4 separate regions of the Homo sapiens genome follow, and all the other regions are linked to region 3. The links are chromatin contacts, found by Hi-C or POLR2A ChIA-PET in ENCODE. All regions are on one chromosome and are shown on one strand. Each heading gives the region's core, a stretch centred on a gene start or an enhancer-like site at or near the end of the contact. The rest is flanking DNA. Distances are from core to core; before and after follow the strand shown. Region 1 overlaps CBSLR (CBS mRNA stabilizing lncRNA). Region 2 overlaps LINC01350 (long intergenic non-protein coding RNA 1350). Region 3 has its middle 120 kb from the start of CBSLR. Region 4 overlaps LOC107985239 (a long non-coding RNA gene).

What was found. Hi-C counts contacts between places; a loop is a spot of excess contacts on that map. ChIA-PET counts read pairs that join two places held with the same protein, here RNA polymerase II (POLR2A). Pooled maps may share reads with other maps.
Region 1: a loop to region 3 is called in a map of naive thymus-derived CD4-positive, alpha-beta T cell, with 3 times the contacts of the local background. The contact joins two enhancer-like sites. A Hi-C loop is called at or near these places in 1 of 168 maps with a recorded cell type or tissue (naive thymus-derived CD4-positive, alpha-beta T cell), 9 of 37 single-sample maps with no recorded cell type and 10 of 50 pooled maps. POLR2A ChIA-PET finds 5 or more read pairs at or near these places in 2 of 52 experiments (HepG2 and activated naive CD8-positive, alpha-beta T cell).
Region 2: a map of naive thymus-derived CD4-positive, alpha-beta T cell shows a loop between it and region 3 (7-fold over the local background). The contact joins two enhancer-like sites. A Hi-C loop is called at or near these places in 6 of 168 maps with a recorded cell type or tissue (Calu3, PC-9, chondrocyte and 3 more), 6 of 37 single-sample maps with no recorded cell type and 15 of 50 pooled maps. POLR2A ChIA-PET finds 5 or more read pairs at or near these places in 10 of 52 experiments (A673, AG04449, BJ and 6 more).
Region 4: a map of MCF 10A shows a loop between it and region 3 (2.2-fold over the local background). The contact joins two enhancer-like sites. A Hi-C loop is called at or near these places in 1 of 168 maps with a recorded cell type or tissue (MCF 10A), 2 of 37 single-sample maps with no recorded cell type and 5 of 50 pooled maps. POLR2A ChIA-PET finds 5 or more read pairs at or near these places in 4 of 52 experiments (H1, MCF 10A, OCI-LY7 and 1 more).

Annotation. Positions count from the first base shown.
Region 1 is chr1:185,337,614-185,340,348 of GRCh38, reverse strand. All of the region lies in intron 1 of CBSLR (CBS mRNA stabilizing lncRNA), which reads right to left. Among named protein-coding and RNA genes, the nearest start is that of CBSLR, 22 kb to the right of the region's middle. Within about 2 kb of position 1,453, at least 12 of the 41 ENCODE cell types and tissues checked have a DNase peak (open chromatin) inside an H3K27ac peak, as active enhancers do.
Region 2 is chr1:185,558,758-185,561,674 of GRCh38, reverse strand. The region is part of intron 3 of LINC01350 (long intergenic non-protein coding RNA 1350); the gene reads left to right. All of the region lies in intron 1 of LOC107985239 (a long non-coding RNA gene), which reads right to left. Among named protein-coding and RNA genes, the nearest start is that of LINC01350, 68 kb to the left of the region's middle. Within about 2 kb of position 1,659, at least 6 of the 41 ENCODE cell types and tissues checked have a DNase peak (open chromatin) inside an H3K27ac peak, as active enhancers do; they include natural killer cell, where a contact is called at or near this core.
Region 3 is chr1:185,438,686-185,441,385 of GRCh38, reverse strand. No RefSeq gene overlaps it. Among named protein-coding and RNA genes, the nearest start is that of CBSLR, 120 kb to the right of the region's middle. RefSeq lists an enhancer at 1,320-1,369. Within about 2 kb of position 1,250, at least 6 of the 41 ENCODE cell types and tissues checked have a DNase peak (open chromatin) inside an H3K27ac peak, as active enhancers do; they include natural killer cell, where a contact is called at or near this core.
Region 4 is chr1:185,519,127-185,521,850 of GRCh38, reverse strand. The region is part of intron 1 of LOC107985239 (a long non-coding RNA gene); the gene reads right to left. Among named protein-coding and RNA genes, the nearest start is that of LINC01350, 110 kb to the left of the region's middle. Within about 2 kb of position 1,315, at least 3 of the 41 ENCODE cell types and tissues checked have a DNase peak (open chromatin) inside an H3K27ac peak, as active enhancers do.

The sequences.
Region 1 (2,735 bases), core at 204-2,703, 100 kb after region 3:
GGTGTCATCCTCACAGTAGTGAGTTATTCTATCAGTTACTACAAGAATTCCAGCAAGAGTTCCCCTGAGAGCTAATTGTTAGAAAAGGACCCGACACCTTCTCCCTCTTTCTTGCTTCCTCCTCACCATGTTATCTCTACATGGTGGCTCCCCTTCACCTTGCACCATGAGTGGAAGTTTCTTGAGGCCCTAATCAGAAGCAAATGTTGCCGCCATGCTTCTTGTATTGTCTGCAGCACCGTGAGCCACATAAACCTCTTTATACGTTACCCTGCCTTAGGTATTGCTTTACAGCAACACAAAGATACCAAGTCTGTGTTTTATAAATTACCACATCAAAATAATATGCAGATCTAAGTAAATGAAATTGCCTCCAAGGTTATCTAAAGCCCTACAAGAGTGTTAAAGAAAAAAAAATTCATGACACTTATTAAAGATGGTAAGGAAGACTATTCAAGCGGGGCAGGATGGCGGGCGCTATTACAATGAGGTTTTTGTTATCAGGGGAACGAGATCAGGTTCAACTCCAAGTACAACAAGAAAAAGGGGGAATTTATAGACAGGGAGCACAGTGCAGGAGTAGGTGGATGGAAAATTGCCAAGAGAAAGCATCAAGGGTAAGGGGATTCTCTAGTTAAACAAACATAATGGGATTCTTGCTGAAGGCAGGTCAGGGTGATCTGATGTTACGTAGTGGATGGTGGAGGATGAGAATGTTGATCAGATTTTGAGGATGATCAGATATTAAGGTGGGAGATTCTGGCTAAACTGATTCAGCAGGATTCTTGCTAAAATTGGACACTTGGGGGACTTGCCCAAGGTCACAGAAGCCTGACTAAGTTTTCGTCAAGGGGAGACTCAGTAGCACAGATACAGCCCTAAAAAGGCACTATTACAGATATGGCTGTAAAAAGGCACTGTTTCTCTCATTAAGTTGGAAACCACAAGCAGGAAATGGTCTACAAACGCTGAGGTTTCCTTTCAGATCCTCCTTTCAATCCACGAGCTCAGCTGACCATGTCTTATGCAACTAAGAAAGTTTTTGTGGCAGGAACAAAAGTTAATTTAGGGATTAGGAGTATCCCAGTCTGGCTCCTGAGTCTTCTGCTACCTGAGTTATCTGTAACAAGGTCTTCAGGAAGACAAACTTATAAAGGTAAGCCACTTGGTACATTGTAAATATTCAACAAACATGAAGGCCTAATCTAAGAGCTGCAATCAGATCTGCGTGGGCACATCCCAGACTCAACTGGAGTAAGTGGAGGGGTCTAAAGAAGTGGTCTTCAAACTGGGGTACTCATAACTCTGGGGATATAAAGACCTTCCAAGGGTTCACAGGCATGGATAGCTTAAACAGAAGCAATGTTCAAATCCCCAGCTCCCACGTGTCCTCTCATAACACTGCTCTACAGAAGAGAAGTCTGCAGCGGCCTGTGGTTCCCTTTCCCACATCCTCTCTCGCAACCAAAGGCCCTGCAACCATTTTGTAAAAGAAAGGGAAGGCAAAGCCCCACTGGGACCTAAGCTTCCTGTGTGCTTGCTCCAGGGGTAAACACCTCTGGGCCACCAAGCAGAGGGACCAGGGAATGGAGATTTCGGGAGAGGTAGGGCAAGGTGAAGAAAGCCAAAGCAAGGCTCCATGCCTTTACCCTGATTTTCTCTCCCACCCTCCCCAACATTGTGTCTCTTACATTCAGAAGTGAGGTTGCACAGACATGCATGTAATCACATTTATTTTCAGTAAAAATAAATAAATAAAGTCAACTTTTTCCTGACAGAAACAGCCAGTGTAATTTGATGCAGATAATTTGCTCTATGAACAATTTCTGACCTGAGACAAATCTGAAACTCTGTGATTTTAAGGAAAAGGTATTTAAAGCACGAAGATAATACTGTTAAATAAAAATCACAAGAGGCCATTGTTTTGGACTAAGTTTCTGCACCAGGCCTCAACAGACCAGATAAAAAATCAGAATGGGATCACTCATACTAAAGTTCACTTCTACCAAACTCAAACTAAGTATTTATTTGACCTTCTGAGAAATCAGGAGAAAGAGGTAACAGCTGATTTTCCAAACAAGCCAGTTTAAATCTTCAATCAGTACGAAAAACTTCTACTTAAATCCTTACACATATAAACAGTTAAAAGTTTTAAAAAGTGGTAAGTTAAAATATAATTAGATACTATCCTTTTTTACGCAAGTAGATACAGAGGTAGTAAAACTAAAAATTTTTAATTAACAAAAAACCTAGAAATTGTCAACTTACCCAAAGATAGTACCCAAAACCGAACAATATAATTAACAATTTTTAAAGCCAAAAATGAGTGTCTTAGTTCCAAAGTAAAAACTGATTTCTGACTGCCCAGGAAAAACAAAATGACTGACATCAGGTAAGAGAACAGAAAAGCAAGAGAGAGGAAGATTCTCTAAAATGAAAAGGTTTTCTGGATTCTTGGCCAGCTACTTTTAAAAGGAAATGTTTTTCAAAATACTTAGGAGTAGTTTCAAGACAATTTATCTTTTTTTCTTTTTTTAAATAAAGGCTATGTAAGAACTGTTGGATCTTTTGTTTCATTACTTAGTAAATTTGAAAAAACACACACACACACAAAAGAAGTAGCCTGATGTTAACTAATCAGTTCTCTGTCTCTTTTTTTCTTTTTTCTTTTTTCTTTTTTTTTTAACAGGGGTTCTTGCTCTGTCACGCAGGCTGGAGTGCAGTGGCATGATCGT
Region 2 (2,917 bases), core at 410-2,909, 120 kb before region 3:
CTGAGGTTAGTGAAGGCTGAACATAAAGAGGCTCAATTGTCCACGAGGTAACCCAGCTTGAGCTTTTGTCCAGTAGGGGTACCCCAGAGGGGGTGTGTGACACACTGAGCCAGTCAAACCCTCTGTCTTACAAAGTTGAACCAGCAGATAAATACATAAGCCACTAAGTTTGAGGGGATTCAGAAGGTAGATCACAGAGGTGCTCTTGAGTCCCAAAATAAATTCAGTTCTATCCATATAGTGAAACAAAAAGTAGTCAATAAAGTTCATTATTTGAGATAGGGAAGATTTTAACAATAGGGGGTCACTCTCATAAGTAATTACATGTGGGAGGGGTAAGATATAAGGTAAGATATAAAGATGTACACACAGAATTAGGCTACATCTCTAACTCATGATTTAATCTGATCCCACAGGATAATAAATAAAGGTAGCTAAGGAGATACTCCAACATGATTACCCATATTTATCTCTAAGTAGGGATTATGATTGGACCATCCTGGGTTTCAGCAGAAAACTGATAAAACTCGTATACTGGGTAATTTGAGGAGAGTGTCTTAAGGGTCTATATGTGAGGTATGAGTGAAGAATGGTACGGGTTCCTAGGGTCAGCCCCATTAGCAGCCTAGGCCAGAAGGGGTTGGAGGAAAGAGTGGTTTCCTGAACCTTTAGAGAGAGGGCTGCTGGACAGAGCTGTGCCCTTCAGTCAAGGCACACAGACAGCCAGCTGCAACCCCACAGGAAGGAAGTCAGGCCCAACTTCACTCACACAGGCAAAACTCCAGCAGAAGTCCGAAGGCAAGGGGGCCTTTGGATGGAGCTCAGCTTCCCCAGGCACTCAGCAAGGTGGAGAAGGATGGGTGCAGAGAGCAATCGGGGTGATCTAACCTTCCTCTTTATTCTTGTCTGAATGTTCCACACTTTCTCCAAGGAACATGTAGATCAAACATGTATTTCATAGCTTTAAGTTATTTTCTCCTTCAGTATTCCATTTTTGTCATTCATTGCAGAGGGTTGGATGAAAAATAAAATAGAGGCGTGGGTCAAAAAAAAGACTGAAAATAAGTAGAAGGGGATGAGAAATTCTGGAAAAAGTAACAGAAGTGATTCTGGGCACAAAAAAAGTCACATTTGGTGGCTAAAGTAAATGGGCCGCCAAGTCTCACTGTCCCAGCTCCACAGTGTTCTGCACATTAAAGACTAACCATAATAGAAATAATAGTCACTTCTAAGGGGATTTTCTCAAATGGACTTTCCTGAATCTGCTTTGACATACAAATTAGCCTTAAATGAAAACACCATTTCAGAGTTGCCAAGGCCTTTTTCAGCATTCTAAAGCCATTTTGTCTTTTCATGTCTCTGATCTAAATGTATCTGCTTTCAAACCCAAAATGGTATTTTCTGTACAAGTGTACCAAATTGAATAGAACCCGCATCTGACAGATCTCACAGATATGACTAGTTTCAGTACAAGCAGATGTCAAACCAAGCAAACCATTGTCACTGGCTAAGTGCATGAGGTGAACTGAGGATAAATTCTGTGGTCGCCACTTCCTCAGAGCTCAAAGGCTAACACCCATTTCATCAGAAGGACCCACTGGGCTTCAAGGACTCCTATGCTGATCCAGTAGAGGGCAGTGATGGTTCCAGGAGCCTGGCTGGCCCTATGCAAGGACTCCCCAATGAAGGCAGGACTGTAAGACTTTATACAAGCCAGACAGGCAGAGTCACCTGAGTTTATTCCTCTCATCACACTGTGGTCTGTGGCTATTCCCTTAGTAACCCTGCAGCTGCTGCCAGCAGTCATGGGAAAAGGCATTATGACCTTCAACTCCATCTGCAACCTTGAAAACAAAACCCACAGCACCTCTAGCCTCCGCAATATCAGATACATAGCAGGATTGTCTGGTTATATATTTCAGGCCCAAACCAGCCTCTGAGTGAGGTAGGCAGGGGGCTACTCCTTTAAAGGAGCAACAAAGGAGCCCATAGTTACCAAAAAGGACATTTAAACCTAATCAAGAAGGGATCTGAAGCAGAAGACAATCAATGCTGATCCTTGAAAGGTCTGGGGCTCTTTAATTAAAGAGCCGCCCCCCCCCCCAAACTTGACATTATAGTTAATGCAGGAGAGATGAGCTTAGTTACGAACAAGCAAAAGTGTGTTTCACTTGCAAATATCAAACAAGCTGTGGAAATTATTTGCATGGATTATCAGTTGGTAGACACCTCAGAAGATTTCAAGTCTCTGAGAATTTCTAAAATAATGTATTTAAGTGATTTAAGTTACAGGTTGGGGAAGCACATTATGCAACAGTTTTCCCAGTGCAACTTAACTTTTCTACTAAGGAAAATAACTTAACTTGCATTGCACCATTTATATGCAATCAGGAGTTAGTCTTTCTTTCAATGGCATATAAAAATAGAAAGCATTATAAATGTTAGAGCTAGAAGAGACTTTAGTATCACTGTTTTAAATTTGTTAAGCAGTGGAACCCTTTTCAAGATAAACCTTATAGGCAACCTCAATATATCCAGAACAGATAAAAATATTCTATTAATATAAGTTTATTTTATAAGTTCACATTTCTGTTAAATATTATAAAGTCAGTCACTGAGAACAAGGAAGTGTTTTTAGATGAATGAGATCTGAGTTTATGGATGACTTATAAACATACATCAGTTTTAGAATATAATTTATTTTGGTGTTGTCTTTGCAATGACTTTTGTCAAGGATGACAGTGATTGCCACAGATAAATCACTGTAAATGGTAACAGATGTTTTTGTAATAGCCTTTCTTTCAACCTTAGGATATTCTTTAACTAAATAAAACAAGAAGCTTAATTCCAAAATCTGCACCAAAACAAGTTATTAACATTGGCAACATAGTAGTAAGCTGTAGTGCCCCAAAAGTTA
Region 3 (2,700 bases), core at 1-2,500:
TGTCTTTATATATGTCCTGCTGGTCTTGTGTCTCTGGTTGAACCTTGACTAATGCAAGACATAAAATATGCAGAACAGACACTGACACAGTGCTTAGAAGGCTTTTGCTCCTATTTTTGTAGGTGATGGCAGTGGTAGTGGTAATAGTGATGGTGGTGTTATATAACATAAACTGGTGTTTTCCTATTCCTATTGGAAATTTTCCAATGTCCAGTATTCTGTCCCATTGACCCCATAAGTACATTCTTTCTTGTCAGATCATGTGACTCAATGTTTCATTCAAAAAAATGCAGCCACTAAAAATTCTTCACTTAACAGACAGAACAACTCACATTCCAACCCATGTCATATGATTTCCACAGCCCAGTAATTAAAACATGTCCCAGTAGAAATATGTGCTTTAGACAATCATTAGCTTGGAGAAATTTTTCATCCCTTGAGTATTAGAACAAATTCTACATTTACTTTTTTTTTTTTTTTTTTTTTGAGGTGGAGTCTCACTCTGCAGTCAGGCTGGAATGCAGTGGCGCCATCTCAGCTCACTGCAACCTCCATCTCCCAGGTTCAAGCGATTCTCCTGTGTCAGCCTCCTGAGTAGCTGGGACTACAGGTGCACACCACCATGACCAGCTAATTTTTGTATTTTTAGTAGAGACGGGGTTTCACCATGTTGGCCAGGATGGTCTCAGTCTCTTGACCTGGTGATCCGCCTGCCTCAGCCTCCCAAAGTGCTGGGATTACAGGTGTGAGCCACTGCGCCTGGCCTCTACATTTACGTTTATGTTTTTTTTTAAAGCCTAAGAATTATAGTATTTCCTTCCACTTGTTCTTGTATTTTCAACATTCTTTCAAATACATTAATTTTCACCTCTTCCTTTCTTCCTCTGCTATTTTCCACTTAACATGGCAGAATTATTTCAACTCCATGAAGCTATCTGCATACAGCAATTAATTCTCTGCTAATAGATTTATTCTATCTGTAACTGACACAAGTTTGTGGCAACAGCCACACAAGCAACTCTTAGACCTGATGACATCACATTTTCCACTGACCTAAATGTCTCATGCAAATTTGAAATACAAGATTGTTTTCACTTTTTTTTTCTAATAAGTCTCCATTACTTCATGACTACTTTGTCCTCCAGAAGTATGCTTTACTGGTTCATTTGACAGACACTTATCAAGCACCTGCTATGAGCAAAAAGAATGTGTCACCTCTCCTATTCTCATGGTGTTTTCAACATATATGAGAGATAAACACAAATAACTCTATTAGTTAGAAGATGTTGATAACTGTCATGAGGGTGGTTCAGACAGTGTAACAGTGATTCTGAGAAGTGAAATGTCACTTCTGGTTGATTGGGTGATTACATTGAGAATAGCCTAATGACAGCTTCTGAGATAATTCTTAGAATGTCTAGGATTTCAACAGGCTGACAAGGAAGTAAGAACCATTCCCGAGAATGAGAATAGCACATGAGCACTGAAAATGACTCATTTTATACATGAGGAAAGCAGACAAGAATTGGCCCAAGGGCATGCAGCTAGTCAGTCACAATAAGAACCTCTAGCTGGTGGACCTCTAGCTGAGGCCAGAAACCCCAAGGAAGCTCATATAACACCTTTCATCTGTAGCTTCTCCACTCCTTCTAGTTATAGTATGGGACAGAGACCTGAACTTCTGGGCCTTCCATGAAGAGGCCATCAAAATGAATTTCTCATGCTTTATTCCCTTTTAACTCAACCACTCTCAGAAGCCTAAGACCCTATCATTCATCCACCCATCTCCCTCCGGTCTGGATCCCATACTCCTCCATTCATTCCCCCCACCTTCTCTATCCTCTCCTTTACTGGGCTACTGGGGACTCCCAGTTGGTGTTCATCTTCTTTTCATAACTGAAACCTTTTCCTTCCTATAACCACAAGCAAGGGTTGCTTTTTTCTTAATAACCCATGAACCTAGAGCCTGGTTGATGTCTTCCTAGCTCCTAGTACCATTTTCAAAGCTTTCTTTTGCCTCTCCTTCTTTAAAATATCCAGCTCATATCATTAGACCACAATTCACTCACATCTCCCTCCTTGTGGATGGTATATATCAACCTCCTGACCACTCCTCCACTCACTGGTGACATTTTTTCCAGTCCATTACCTTCATGTCCTCACTGCCATCTGTGCCCAGACACCTGCTTGCATGCAAACTCCTTTAATTACTTTCTGCCCCTTCCCTCCTTCTGACTTCCCCAGAAAACCTTCAAACCTGATTAAATTTAACTCTGGCCAAATTCTTGTAACTGAATTTTGCTAAAGAAAACCACTCAATGCCACTAAATAGTTCCACCATAAATTCATGACTCAGAGTCATGAATGGATATTTGACACTTCCCCAGTGTGCTTGTTTTCCAGCTCTCATAGACAGCTATTTTATTCTTTCTCTTCCTCAGACATCTCTGTCTCATCCCAGCTGTTGAACTTACCTCCTATTTTCCTGAGAAATTAGAAGCAATTTAAATGGAGTTACCTTATCTTCTCATCACCAAATCTATATATCTCCTTTCTTCTGTGCGTCTGCTTTCTACCTTCTTTCCTGAAGTTACTAAGGTAGATGTGTCCTTTCTTCCAAAAAAGCCCACCTACTCTACTTAGATCTCTGAATCTATGTTCTCCCACTACTTTGCAATTATACCCTCTCTGTCCTATATC
Region 4 (2,724 bases), core at 66-2,565, 80 kb before region 3:
AAATTGTGAAAAATTATGCAAGAAGTAATAGAACATATGAATAGCCCTATAACTGTTAAGGATGTTTAACTTATTTAAATTTTTCCACAAAGAAACATCAAGGCTAAGATGGTCCCATTCATGACTTCTATCAAACATTTAAAGAAGAATAAATATCAATTTTATACAAACTCTTTGAGAAAATAAAGTAGGAGGAACTTTCCCAATGCATTTTATGGGAACAAGATAAACCTGGTGTTAAAACCGGACAAGGACATTACAAGAAAAGTATATAAAAATAACTCCCTTGAATAAAAATACAAAACTCTTTAACATAATACTAGTAAATCAAATCTAGCATATAGAGAGTATAGTGCATCATGACAAGTAGGCTCTTTCCTCTGAAGGCAAGATTAGTTTAACAATCAAAACTCAATCAATGTGTGTAGGCCAGGTGTGGTGGTTCACACCTGTAATCGCGGTACTTTGGGAGGCAGTGAGGGCAGATCGCTTAAACCCAGGAGTTTGAGACCAGTCTGGGAAACATGGAGAAACCCTGTCTCTACAAAAAATACAAAAATTATCCAGGTGTAGTGGCATGTGCCTGTAATCAAGCTACTTGGGAGGCTGAGGTAGGGGGTTCACCTGAGCCTGGGAAGGTCAAGGGTGCAGTGAGCCATGATTGCACCACTGCACTCCAGCCCAGGTGACAGAGTAAGAGCCAATCTCAAAAAAATAAAAATAAAAAATTTAAAAAATCCAGTTAATGTGTCAATTAAAATTAAGGCTTTTCAGATAAAAATAATTTAATTCAGGTTCCTCCAAAGCCAAATGTGAGGATAAACTTGAGAAAACACACCATCAAAGTTAAGAGTGTTTTGAAGTCTGTTGGAAAACTTTTATAGGAGAGATTAGGAGAAGGGAGGGGGACTCCTCATACTGGATTTTCTTTTCATTGGAGGGTGCAATATAGAGGTTTACAATCACTGGATACAGATTGCAATGTACAGGCTAAAATGTCTGCATGCAAAACAATTAGTAAAACTTTATAATTCAAAAATGAGTCAGCATCCTTTTCAGTGTCAGTAGGCTATGCATTAATCAGTACATCAACAATTTGAGGAACTCAAGACAAGACTCTTTACTCAAGAAGAAGGTGTCATCATGAATCACAAGACTTTCCCAAGGCAGATTAATTTGAAAGCCTGTTTTCTTTTAAACTGTCAAAGTGACGTCTGGTTTTTATTTCCCGTTTTTGATCCAAAATCTTCCCATAGAAGCATTGATGATCAATCTCTGCTTAGGTTACAGTGATAGACTTGCTTCATTCCTTGGTGCTAGGAAAGCTCATTCTCAGAAAGTCATATCCTTCAGTGGGGGCAAAGAACCTTGTTACTGCAGGTAAGGCAGATTGCTAGGAATGTAGGTCATGGACACAAGACTACATGCTATTCTCCTGAATAATGAATCATTGCCAGTTGCTGGGTGACCATGATTTTGGCTTTAGACATTGATCTAAAGCAAGCAGAAATGAAAATAATGAGTAACTTAATAGTCAGGAAAATGACAACTATGTTTATATTTATGGTTATGGTTATAATAATAACAACTTGAAGACCAGTACAAAATAAAGGAGTTAGTCCTGAGTGTAACCAACTAAATAAGATATCAATTTATAGCTGCTCTCACTTGTTGAATCATCTCTAATCTTTAGAATTGCATGATTTTTGTTTTCTTGGAAGAAGTAAAACAATGAGACATACATAGTATTAATAATTTACATAGTGCAAAAAATTCACATAAGGATTAGAATTAAAAGGAGAATTTGTATGCCAGAATGGAAAAAAGAGAGCCTATACCATTAGGGAGCCAACTAAAATCATCAAGAAGAAAATCAACTTCAAGTTCTTCTTTAGAGACATGTTATAACCAGGAGATAATCCAGTATTCAGTCCAAAAAAAGGGCAAATTTTTAAAACTCAAAAACAACAGTCAGGGCTAGAGTCTAATAACAGGTATACTATAGTTATCTTCTGAAACATGATAGTTCTCTCTCCAGTCCCTTTTTCTACCAAAGAAAAATCACAGTGAGACCAATTTGTTCGCCATATAAGTTTTAGTCAGATTGTATTTGCCTTGGTTATTCGTGTAAAGTACAGCAAGAATAGTGATTGGCCATAGAGACTCCTTTTAAATTAGCTTTGCTGTAACTTTTTTTATAACAGATTTTGGGTTGGACTTTTAAAAGCCTCTTGAGCCTAAGTAGCCAACCCAAGGATTCACTATCAGACGGTGCTTGTAATACCAGCACAGATTAGGTGACTTCCCCTCTTCTTGAGGTCCCCAGAATATCTTGAGGTTCCCAAACCTGTCCAAAAGTAACATTCTTTACTTACCACAAGGTCAGAAACCTTGTAAGGAAATTGTGTAGACAAAGTATTAGGCCCATATTTTTCCAAGTCTATTAGCTTCAATCTCAATTCCTTAAAGCAATTTTGTCCTATTTGAAAATATGACGTTCTAGTTAAAGCTTTGGAAAAATAACCAGTGTTTCCACTGTATCCTGTTACCAAAAAAATAAAGATTCTTATTGAACTTATACAAATAACTACATTGTCATAAAACAAGAATGCTTAGGAATAATTTCCAGATTCTGGATAATTCAAGTAGAGAGAGAAAGGTAAATGTTTCAGTTTTGCTTATAGAAGTATATTTTACCCAATTACTGTAAAATATAAATAGCTC